Regions from separate parts of the Homo sapiens genome. Here regions 1 and 3 are each linked to region 2. The links are chromatin contacts, found by Hi-C or POLR2A ChIA-PET in ENCODE. All regions are on one chromosome and are shown on one strand. Each heading gives the region's core, a stretch centred on a gene start or an enhancer-like site at or near the end of the contact. The rest is flanking DNA. Distances are from core to core; before and after follow the strand shown. Region 1 has its middle 79 kb from the start of ZPLD1. Region 2 overlaps NXPE3 (neurexophilin and PC-esterase domain family member 3). Region 3 overlaps ZPLD1 (zona pellucida like domain containing 1).

What was found. A loop is a pair of places that touch in the nucleus more often than their neighbours do. ChIA-PET counts read pairs that join two places held with the same protein, here RNA polymerase II (POLR2A). Pooled maps may share reads with other maps.
Region 1: a loop to region 2 is called in a map with no recorded cell type, with 3 times the contacts of the local background. The contact joins two enhancer-like sites. A Hi-C loop is called at or near these places in 3 of 37 single-sample maps with no recorded cell type and 1 of 50 pooled maps.
Region 3: a loop to region 2 is called in a pooled map, with 4 times the contacts of the local background. The contact joins two enhancer-like sites. A Hi-C loop is called at or near these places in 1 of 168 maps with a recorded cell type or tissue (PC-3) and 2 of 50 pooled maps. POLR2A ChIA-PET finds 5 or more read pairs at or near these places in 1 of 52 experiments (activated naive CD4-positive, alpha-beta T cell).

The regions. Positions count from the first base shown.
Region 1 is chr3:102,353,609-102,357,514 of GRCh38, forward strand. No RefSeq gene overlaps it. Among named protein-coding and RNA genes, the nearest start is that of ZPLD1, 79 kb to the right of the region's middle. Within about 2 kb of position 1,708, at least 3 of the 41 ENCODE cell types and tissues checked have a DNase peak (open chromatin) inside an H3K27ac peak, as active enhancers do.
Region 2 is chr3:101,807,189-101,811,388 of GRCh38, forward strand. All of the region lies in intron 6 of NXPE3 (neurexophilin and PC-esterase domain family member 3), which reads left to right. Among named protein-coding and RNA genes, the nearest start is that of NXPE3, 30 kb to the left of the region's middle. Within about 2 kb of position 2,188, at least 5 of the 41 ENCODE cell types and tissues checked have a DNase peak (open chromatin) inside an H3K27ac peak, as active enhancers do; they include PC-3, where a contact is called at or near this core.
Region 3 is chr3:102,458,619-102,462,708 of GRCh38, forward strand. ZPLD1 (zona pellucida like domain containing 1) reads left to right here. Exons shown (of 12, transcript NM_001329788.2): 7 at 3,663-3,760. Among named protein-coding and RNA genes, the nearest start is that of ZPLD1, 26 kb to the left of the region's middle. Within about 2 kb of position 2,138, at least 2 of the 41 ENCODE cell types and tissues checked have a DNase peak (open chromatin) inside an H3K27ac peak, as active enhancers do; they include PC-3, where a contact is called at or near this core.

The sequences.
Region 1 (3,906 bases), core at 458-2,957, 550 kb after region 2:
CGCATATGGTCTTAAATGCCACTTGCAGGTCCCCCTGCCCTAAAACATCTCAGGTAATCTTCCATATTGTCACCCTGTCACTCTTTGGGCAGCTGAATGAAAAGGATTACGTGGAGGGAAGGCTTTGAGAAAAGCCTTTGCATGCTTGTTTCTTCTAATTATTCTTCTCTTAAGAAGACTATGGGACATAATCTTCCCATAATGAACTATGTGTTATATGACTACCAAAGTCATGAATTTGGCTTGGGCAATAGCATGCCTCAGCATGTAGAAGTGGGTATATAAAAATAGGCACAAGTATGTCCTGAAAAACACATGTGAGTGGCATGAACCAGTAGATCAGATGCTCCACACCTTACTCTTGCTACACGTCTGCCTATCTCTTTACCCATACCTATAGCCTTATGGGACATTCCCTATGACTAATTGACAGAGGAAGAAGGACTATTTAGCCTTATTTATAGATACTACTGCATCATATGGTGATGCAAGTAAAAGGTCAGCTGCTCTAGCACTAATGTGCCCTGAATACTGTGGGCAGAGCTCTGAATACTTTGTTTACTTGCCTGAAAAGAGAGGTAGCAAAGGTATGTATCTAAAGTAATCACAGGGCAGCAAGCTAACAGTTTGTTTAGAAGGAACTTAGAAATCACAAGCTTGATGGATTGCTGAAAAGCAATCTAGGGAAGACTTCTGTGGATAGGACTCTTGCAATGGGGACATAGAGAATATTTAAATCACAATATTCAAATACTCAATACTCAAAGGGAAGCCATTTGAGTAAGGTTTTTGATAATGAAGTAGACAAGATGACCTATTCCATGGATGTCAGTCAGCCATTCCTGTGCTTGCTTTAATGGGCTAATGAACACAGTGGCTATGGCTTCAGGGATGGAGGTGGATATGTATGGACTCAAAATTAGGGGCTTACTTTACCAAGACTGAACTGTCTGTCATCACCACTGAGTAACTAATCTACCAATAACAGTGTCTACTTTTGAGCCCCTGATAATACACCACTGTCTGGGGGACCAGCCAACCACCTGGTGGTGCATTGATCACATTGGATCTCTTCCATCATGGAGGGGGCAGCAATTTGTCTTCATAGGAAAAGGCACTCACTCTGCCTTTCTTGCCTTCAATGCTTCTTCTAATACTATCATCTATGATTAATTGAATGCCTCAAGGTATCACACAGAATCTTGCTTTTGACCAAGAAAGATATTGTACAATAAAATAGCAGAGGTAATGGGCTTAAATCCATGTGGGAGTCAGGAGAAGGAGATGCTGGTTTTATATGATATTCCTTCACTGCAAAACACAGATGGCCTGACAGAACAGTGGAATGGCCTATTAGATTCATAGTTACAAAGCTGCCCTGGATTACAACACTTAGGAATTTGAGGAGCTGTCATATGCAATGCAATATAAGCTGTGAACCAGTGACTAATATGATGTTATTTCTTCAATACAAAGAATGCTTGAGTCCAGGATCCAAGGGATTGAAATAGAGTGGATTTATTCACTCTTACCCAAAATAGTCCTCTCACAAAATTTATACTTTCTCCTTCTGCATGTTTTGGTTCTCTGGTTAAAAAACTATTATTTCTTAAAAAGAGAATAATCACACTGGGAGACTAAGCAGGGCTCCATTTAACTGGCAGTTGAGATTGCTACATGGTTACTTCAGCCTTCTCAGGCCATTGAATCAACAAGCAAATAAGAAAGTTGCTTTCCTGACTGTGATGACTCATCCTGGTTATCAGAGGGAAACAGGGTTTCTACTACAAAGTAAGAAAGAGTATGTAGAACTCAGGAGATTTTTAAAGGTATCTCTTGGTACTTCCATGACCAGTGGTAAAAGTTAATGGATGATAATAGCAATTGAAGTCAAGGCCACACATGGCTCAGACCATGCAGGAATCAAAACATGTGGCAGAGATAAGCACATGGAATGAGTTGTGGAAAAAATAAATGACCAGTTACAGAAATGAGGATGGTGATAACTGCATATTTTTTTCTTTGTTTATTATATACTAAAGAATGTGTTAATCATTTCTCCTACCCCATTTTTTTTGCTATTTTATGTAAGTTATGTGACTGGTGGCTAGCCCTTTGTCTAGTAGGGCTGCCATAGCAAAATAGCACAGACTGGTGGCTCAAACAACAGAAGATTTTATCTCACAGTTCTGAAGTCTAAGAGTTCAAAAGCAAGGTGCCATCAGGCTTGGATTTTCCCGAGGCCTCTCTCCTTGGCTTGCAGATGGGTATCTTCTCACTTCATCCTCACATGTGCTTTTCTCTGTGTGCATGCACCCCTGGTGTCTCTTCCTCTTCCTCTAAGGACATCAGTCCTATTGGATTAGGGCCCCACTCCTCTAACCTCATTTAACCCTAATTACTTCCTTAAAGGCCATATCTCCAAATTCAGTCACACTGGGGATAGGGTTTCAACACATCAATTTTGGGAGGACATAATTCAGTCCTTAATATCTTATAATTCAGTATGTACAATATTAAATAACAAAGGATACTTTGAGAATAGACATGAACATCAACAGAGTTGGATACAGTGAATTATGGGACTCGAGAGGCAAATGTCTTCTCCTTTAGGTGAAAGGATGAACCTGCTTTTATTTGTGTAAGGAATACATTCACCAAGTTAGGTGAAAGCATACTATTGTTTTTTAATTTTGTTGTTTCAAAACTTAGATATTGGTAAACAGGTATGTATGGATGGTGAGTATCCAAAGGTTAGGACTGAATGATACTGAGGATCATCCCAGTCTGTCTAAGCTATCTCTACAACTACTTTTCTAGGCTCTTCTCAGCAGGCCTCTGATTAAATTCTGCCAATAAGAGACATTTGTGTAATTCTTGGAAAGTGGAAGAAAAGAAGAAGCTATTATTCTTTAGTGGTGACTATGGACAGGTGTGTGGTTATCATCAGAGGTAGATATGATATAAATTTTGTCTCATTCTAGGCCACTTCTTGAGAATCGGCTACTTTAATGGTGTGGGCTGCTGAGATCCTTCACGGGGGCTTTCCTGTGATCCATGCATTCTGACTCCTGAAAGCTAGCAGTGGCCTTTCTTATCTTTACTCTCCAGCCATTCTGATGGTAATCTTCTTATTCATCTCAATGGCTTTCCTTTTCATGACCTACCCTGATTGATACAATTGAGAGCATATATAGTTATGCATGCAGCTGATGAGGAGATTGTAAAAAGAGTGGCCCATGAGGGCTCTATCTTATATAGATTTATGGTATAAAACTTTGAATGTTATGAGTCATCACTGATTGACCCTTTGAAGGCCCTCAGGATATTGTTCCAGAATTAATGACTCTTAAGGGAGAGACTTTCTTGCTGGAGGCACATAGGTGATTTTTGTTGAGAAGAATCCTTGGGGTAGTTAGTAGTATTTTCCTAAAGGCAAATGGGGGTAAAAGAAGGTGGGTTTTTATAAAATAGAGAAATCTGATGTCTGGGAAGCCAAAAAGAGGTGGCATTAAAGCAAACTTGTTTTGTGTTTCTCTCTTGATTATTGAAAATGTTTTATTTGTGACATAATTTAACTTTTCACATTCTATGTGCTATTTCCCTTGAATTACCCAAACTTTTCAGTAAAGTCTATTTGATGGTGTTGCCGAGAACCGTGGGACAAAGTGAGAAAGTAAAGTGTCATTTACTGTCTCTTACTATCATCGCATTCCGTTTGTAAAGTGTCATTTACTGTCTCTTACTATCATCGCATTCCGTTTGTAAAGTGTCATTTACTGTCTCTTACTATCATCGCATTCCGTTTGTAAAGTGTCATTTACTGTCTCTTACTATCATCGCATTCCGTTTGAGGGGAGTGTGCACCTAACTCCAGGTGGGGATCAGTGGGAAACAGTGGCCTGT
Region 2 (4,200 bases), core at 938-3,437:
CGTTTCATTTATGTTGCAAAAACTTATATGCCATAGTTACTTCTGGGCACAATTGAAAATATTAAAAGTACTGTTTGATTAAAAAAATCAGATCTTATGTGCATAATTCTGAGTTTTGCTATTTATTGTTATTTTATTTTTATTTTTTTGAGACAGGGTCTTGCTCTGTTACCTAGGCTGGAGTGCAGTGGCGCAATCTTTACTCACTGCAGCCTTGATCTCCTAGGCTCAATTGATCCTCCCATCTCAGCCTCCCGAGTAGCTGGGACTACAGGCACACACCACCACACCTGGCTGATTTTTGCATTTTTTTTTTGCAGAGACAAATTTTTGCCATGTTGCCCAGGATGGTCTTGAATTCTTGAGCTCAAGCAATCCTCCCACCTTGGCCTCCCAAAGTGCTGGGATTACAGACATGTGCACGGCCGAGTTTTGCTATTTAAGCTCATGTAAAAGTTTTCTTCTCTTGCCAGCCCTCTTCTGTTTGGCTCCTCAAGAGTCTTTTGAACAACCTTGTCCAATATGATAGCAACTAGTCACTTGTAGTGATTCAAATTTAAATCAATTAAGATTAAATAAAATTCAAAATCTAGTTATTTAATCACACATGCCCAATAACTATATGTAGACAGCATTTTATGTAGAATTTATCCATCATCTCAAAAAGTTGTGTTGGACATTGCTGCTCTAGAGATATGGGTAAAATTATCATGGAAATGTTTAAATCATCACAAAAAGTTGTGTTGGACATTGCTGCTCTAGAGATATGGGTAAAATTATCATGGAAATGTTTAAAATAACATTGGGTTGGAGAATAGCAGCTCTTCTCAAAGTGTGGTCTGTGGATCAGTGGCATCAGCATTACCAGGCAACCTGATAGAATTGCAAATTCTCAGGTCCTATCTCAGATGACTGAAACAGAAACCCTGGCTGGTGGGGCTGAGCAAGAAAGTTTTAACAAACTTTTCGGGTGACTCTGATTTATTGGTGTAGAATATTAATAGTAAAAGAACAAAATTCAGAGCAGTAAATGTAAATTTTGCAGAATAGATATAATTAGCTATCGTGATTTTTAGAAAGAAGGGATGAATGTTACTAGTGAGGCTTATGCAGATGGCGGGCAAGGTCCTTCTAGCTTTTAAAAGTATATTAACTAATAGTACTGCACTCTGCAGATGTTGGCAAACCCTTTTGCTGCAGGGGCTTGATATTTAATACCTGTGGATCAAGCAGAGTGGATATTAGCCACAAGCCTTGTATGAGTGGTGGGGAAGGAACTGAAGAGCAAGGACCATCTCAAGGGGCAGCCTCTTTTCAGTTTCTGCTGCTTTGTTACCATGTAGAAACAAACCCTGTATGCCCAGCTCCGTAGATTTGTTTTTCCAAGAGAAACCAGAAACTTTGATTTTTTAACTGTGATATCTCCATATTTTAGAACATTGACATCCAATTCAAGACTTTGAAAATATTGTATGGGCTAAATAAAATCTGTTTGGCCCATATGCAGCCAGGGCACTGCCAGTTTATATCTCTTGTCTCTAGTATCATATGCCACAAGAATTCCCAGTCTTTTCCTGATGAAGAGCTGTTTTTGATTTACTTGAACCAAATGAATTACTAATTTTAGAGGATATATATATATATATATATATATATATATATATATATGAGACATTTATCTTTTATCTGTTTGGGCCTCAACCCTGAGGTCAAGATGTCAGTAGACAAGGTGTCCTTCAGTAGTACTGCGCTCTAAACACTCTCCATGTCCGACATCTTCAGGAGGCCCTGTCTCCCACTACTGGATCTGTCCTTCTTCTCACAGACTCGACTGGCTTGCCCTTATTGTGATGTCCCTAGGTGTCCCAGGGATGGTCAGTGGGAGGAACTTTGGAAAGTTTACCTGTACCTGACAAGTCTTGAGGATTAGCCAGGAAGTGGCTGTGGGTTTATGATGTACTCTTCTGGTTAGAGGGAAGATAGATTTGGTAATTAGTGAGCCTTTTGATATATTTTTAGAGGAAGAAAGTAACTATGAATTAGTAGGAGCAGAATATCCTGGTTTTGAATAGGAAAACCATCTTGTTGTAACAGGTATATAACTGGAAAGAAAAGAGAAGGGCAATTGATTTATGGACTATGGAAGGAACCCAGCTTGGCAGAACTTCATTGAATTTCACTCTGTGGACCAGCAGGGGGCATTCAAAGACCCTAAATCAAGGGCTCATAATTTTTTTTCCTTCTTTTGCTTCATTCTATGCAAACATTCTGTTTCTGCTTAAACTTTCACCAACTAATTTTAGCATTCATCAAGGTTCATCAGATCTTGCCTGTGGCAATGATTTCTGTGGAATTCTAATTGTGACTTTTAATGTCTCTCATTCTTTCAACATTTATTAGTTGGAATTCTTTTGCAAAGAAGAGTTGTCCCTTCTTCATTTTAAGTATTTATATCAGTGTAGACTCATGAAAATTTCATTCCTTGGAATGAAGGAAAAAAAATTATAATCCAATCCAATTCAATCATTATTTTATTTGCTTTTATTTTTGCTCAAATTGTTCCAGTTTTGGCAGTTGGGGAACACTTTCAGTTTGGCTTCTTTGTGCCCTTTTGTCATCCTGTGTGCTGTCATCCTTTTGTTTGTTTTGAGCACTTCCTTAGTTTCTGGCACCACAAGATATTTGAGGCTTGTCTTGTATTTTCTTTGCCTTAGCCTTAGAAGGGGTTTACAGTATTTCTACTTTTATTTCACTTATGAATCCTATATTTTGAAGTTTTTTCCCTGTGAAATTGTATTTATGTATTAGCTAATTAATATTCTTACAAGGTAAAACTATTGTTAAGATTCATATTTAGATTGCCTGAGATTGGCAGTGCTACTGCTACTTGTGGGCATAATTCCAGTCAAAAGCAAGGAAAAACAGTTTTTAGTTCTAGCTGACTACCTTTTTAAGAGCAAGCATCTGGTTTATGTCAGGTTTTCCCAGTGCCAGAATTACTGCTGAGTTTTCATTAGTACCTGTAATGTAGTCCCCAGATTATCACAGCTGAGTGGCTCAGGGACCTTGACAGATTCTGACCTCATCAACAACTTGAGGTTATATTTTTTGGGGGAACTTACTGAGAGTTTAGAATAAGACTTGATCTAATAGCAACAGTATAGATAAGAACAATGAAGTTTTACATTTGTGTGTATCTTTGTAGCTATGGCAGGTTGAATACTAAGATGACTTCCAGTGATCTATGCTCTTACATAATCTCCTTCCCCTTGAGTTGTGGCAGCGACATGTAAATATGATGGTATATAATTCCTATGATTTGATTATGTTATATGACAAAGTTGACTTTAAGAGAGTGGCATTATCCTAGGTAGACCTGACCTTAGATCAGATAAGCCCTTAACAGGGGCCATGTTCTTCCTGAAGAAATTCAAAGTGTAAGAAGGATTCCATGTGAGGGAGATTCTTTGTTGTTGGTTTTAAAGATGAAGGGGGCCACATGGCTAGGAATATAGGCAACTTCTAGTAGCTGGAGAGCATCTCCTGGCTGATAACCATCAAGGAAATGGGAAACTCAGTCTTACAACCACAAGTAACTGAATTCTGGCAGCAACTTGAATGAACTTTTTTTGTTGTTTTTTTTTGTTTGTTTGTTTTTGAGACAGAGTCTTGCTCTGTTGCCCAGGCTGGAGTGCAGTGGTGCGATCCTGGCTCACTGCAAACCTCTGCCTCCTGTGTTCAAGCGATTCTCGTGCCTCAGCCTCCCAAGTACCTGGGATTACAGCCACACCTGGCTAATTTTTCTGTTTTTAGTAGAGACGGGGTTTTCACTGTGTTGGCCAGGCTGGTCTCGAACTCCTGAGCTCAAGCGATCTACCCACCTTGCCCTCCCAAAGTGCTGGGATTACATGCGTGAGCCACGCGCCCGGCCTTGAATGACCTTTTTGAAGGCTTTTCTCCAGAGAACACAGCCCTGATAATAGCCTGATTCAACTTGTGAGACTCTGAGGAGAGAACAGAGTTATGCGATGTCCCAAACTCCTGACCTGCAGGTCTGTGGGTTAATAAATGTCTCTTGTTTTTAAGCTACTAAGTTTGTGGTGATGTGTTACACAGCAATAGAAAACTAATAAAATAACTACCATCTAGATCAAGTTATTGAACATTTAGAACATATAGGATGTTTCCAGGACCCTAGCA
Region 3 (4,090 bases), core at 888-3,387, 650 kb after region 2:
GTGCTTTATACTTTGAATATAATGAGCTATAAATATTGTAGTAGGACATTTTCCAAAGGCATTTAAAAAAATCATGTTTATAAGTTTGTAGTCTGACACCACAGAGTTCTAAACAACAAATTAAAATGTGTTAGAATCAAGATTGCCTTTCTGTCGTTTCTAAACTTTCTTCTGCAAAGAGAAGCTGTCGGCCGGGTGCTGTGGCTCACGCCTGTAATCCCAGCACTTTGGGAGGCCGAGGCGGGTGGATCACGAGGTCAGGAGATCGAGACCATCCTGGCTAACACGGTGAAACCCTGTCTCTACTAAAAAATACAAAAAATTAGCCGGGCGTGGTGGCGGGCACCTGTAGTCCCAGCTACTCGGGAGGCTGAGGCAGGAGAATGGCGTGAACCCGGGAGGCGGAGGTTGCAGGGAGCCGAGATAGCACCACTGCACTCCAGCCTGGGAGACAGAGCGAGACTCCGTCTCAAAAAAAAAAAAAAAAAAAAAAAAAAAAAAGGAAGCTGCCAAGATACTTGGTTCTACAATACTCAGCAAGCGTGTGCCAGTATTCACTTTTGATATGGTCAGATATTTACTATTGTTGTTAACAATATTTATATAACTTTAAACTGGAAAATTCCCGTCTGTTAATTTATATGCATAAGCTGTCTGAGCTTGAGTTGAGATTACTAGTTGGATTTAATATTATTTGTTCTAATTGAGTGAGACAAAGATGAGAATTCCTGATTCTAAAAAACTGAAAAATATGATCCATATGACATGTAATGATACTATTATTTTCTGTGAAATTAAACTATTCTCTCACTGAAATAGCAGAAAATCAAAATTTTGAAGTGTGGATTTCAGGAAGGCTTTGTTATTAAGGTCTTTCTTTTATCATTAAGAGATGGTACTGTAGTTCTGTTGCTAACAAGGTATAATCCTTAAAAGAATCTCTGAAATTGTAATGCTTAAAAAAGCCTATAATTAGATGATAACCTTAATATTTTAATTATACGATAACCAATTTTTTGATATTAGACTACAAGTGAAATAGATGGTGCCAAAATACTTCTCTTTTTAAATCAGTTATAGAGCAGTTTTAGTTTGGCAGAAAAGTTGATTAGAAAGTACAGAGTTCCCACATATACCCCCTCCCCTTGCACATATTTTTTTCTATTATTTACATCTTGTGTTAGTGTGAAACATTTGTTACAATTAATAAACCAATATTGATACATTATTAACCAAAGTCCATAGTTGACATTTCTTTTATGTTTAGGTTACTCTTCCTCTTGTACATTCTATGGGTTTTGACAAATATAAAGTGGCATTTGCTCATCATTGCTGTATAATACAGAAGAGTTTCAATGCCTCAAACTAAAAATTTTTTAACACAGTGTCATCATAGTATTTTGCCATTTTACAGGATTTTTAAAAATTAGTAATTTACCCTAGAAAAAATTTTGATATACTTTCATTAGTTGATCCAAAATCATACTTATTATTTTTGAAATATTAACATGTAGCTAGCCAGATGTAATTTTATTGTAGCATTCCAAATAAAATATTATAATCTTTTGAAGCCATTAATTCCTATTTCACATGGAATGTTTTTTATTTCTAACCCTTGAGGATAATGAAATTTTATATTACATCCCAACTACTTTCATTTTCTGATTTGTTATTTGGAGAGGAAAAGTTGCACTCAGTTCGATGTAGCACAATAGTTTATTTTTATGTGCTCTGGGATTCAGTAAGTATACTGAGGGGAAATTATATTTAGAAAACCAATGACTTCTATCAGCTATGTGATTTTCATATATGCAGATTACCAGTTGAACTGTGGCTTTATTTTGTGCAATATAAATATGTCAGTTTTGTTCATTGTGGAAATGGAAAGTAAGGATGCCTTTGTGTATTGGAATTCTACCTAAATGTTAGATTCTTCTGAGAGTGTGGAGAGTCAGCAAATATTAAATAAGGTTATTATAATTATGAACATTTTTTAAATGTTGGAGAAAAATTAAAATGGATATAATTGATTTTAGGGACAATATATTACTAATGAGTAAAAGCCACCATACAAATTAAAGTCAGAAAATTACCTCTTAGAAGCAATTCCAGTAGGAAAAAATTGATGATTCATAATTAAATCACAGGTGGATCATATGTCATTTGCAAAATGACTCAGCAATATAATGTTGTAAAGAAAGTAAGCATTCTTCTGCACAATAATGATGCAAATATAAGATGAAAGGGCTGTATAGTTAATGAAGTGTAGATTATTTGGAGAAGTTGGAAAAGGGAGCCTGAAAGATAATCACATAAAAATACTACCTATCAGACATGGTTAGAGGAGCTAATCATTTATCACCAAAATATAGAAAACAAAAGACTGAAGAGTATCAGTTTTTAAGTATATCTCTTATATATTTGGCTTTATTTGGCAATAAAATGTTTCGTATTAACTTTTTTTCCAAAAATGAAGCATCCCAACTATTACTGTCTTAAATTATAAAATTCAAAATATTTTGCTTTCTTCCAAGCCTTCTAAAGATATTATGGTTGATATGTTGTCTTTCCCAATGATTTTAAGATTTTATAATGAACATTAAAACTTTTCTGCCAAACAGCAATGTCTTCAGAATTACTAAGTTTAGGGAAACAATTGGCCTCTGTTAAATGATGTGACTGCTTAAATTTGGAGGGTTTTTTTGGTTTGTTTTTTGCACTCTATTTTTTCTGGTTTTCTTCATTATCAAATTATACCTGCTACTTCTTAATTTCTAATCCGATGCTTTAATCTACTGTGGATTTGAGAATGATACAAATAAGCTCTCTAGAACTGGTCCAAAATAAGGGTAGAAAAGTAAAAATGAAGTCCTGAGATACCCTTCTATAAGTGACCTCTAAAGAATTTGTGCAGGAACCATATGGCATGTATTTTAGCAGCTTGGAGTCTGTGTTTGTCTCAAAAGCTGAATCTTGCCCTATAAAAAATGTAATGAGTAAATGTCTCATTTTGGTTTTCTGTGTATTATTATTTAAAGCTTGCATCTTGAAGATATTGATACATTCTAGAAATTTGGTTCTCCTGTAGTTTCTTCTATTCTCCCTAGAAGAAAATTTCTATTCTTCTGTGACTTTAAAATGGTCTTACTTTGGTTTTCAATTAAACTTTAACAATTTCAATTTGCCAGGTAAGTGATTTTTGGTAAATAAAATATTATCAGAAGTATAAGAACTACAGTGCCTACAGTAAAGGGCTTAAATTTAAACAGATATAATTTAAATAAACTCAATATTAGTCTCTAATATAATCAAATAAATGGAACATTAATTTAAGTAAACTAAATATTGACCATTGAATATTAACCAAACTGAATATTAACTAGTGACCACTGAATATAATTTAGATACAGTGAACATTAGCCACCATATATGGTAAACTATGGAAACAAAAAGATTCACACATGGAATCAATTTGTTACATGGATATGGCTTAATAACAGTTCTGCCAAGAAACCAGAGGGTCACGTAAATCCTTTTTGGATTGATTCTGTAGGTTTATGTTGATTTACTTTCTTTTTTCTCTCTCTAATATTGTTGTTTTAAGTAGTAAGTGTGCTGTTGTTGGGGAGGTAATAATAGATTTTTTATTGTTTCATCATTAGGATTCAACCTACAACCAGCAGTTAATTATCCCCAGTATAGGATTACCTTTGAAAACCAAAGTATTTGCAGCTGTCCAAGCCACTAATTTGGATGGCAGGTAATTTCAAACTCTTGTCTTTTTTAGGTTAAAACTCTTTGACTGCCTAAATCCTCATGAGTCATAAAGTTGGGCCATTCATTTTTAAATTCAGTTTGAAAATATTATCATTGCCACACCATTTAGGCATGCTACTAAAAAGAAATAACAGATTACAAAGTTTAAGAGGTTACACTCATGTTCTGTCATTAATTGGAGAATAACAAGTCTTCCCATAAAGAAGGGGGGTGGTTCTTGGAACGGGGCATGGGAAGATCTGGGATGCCGAAATGTTGTATCTCTTCATCAGAAAGATGATTAACCAAATGTAGTCATTCTGTGAACACTTGA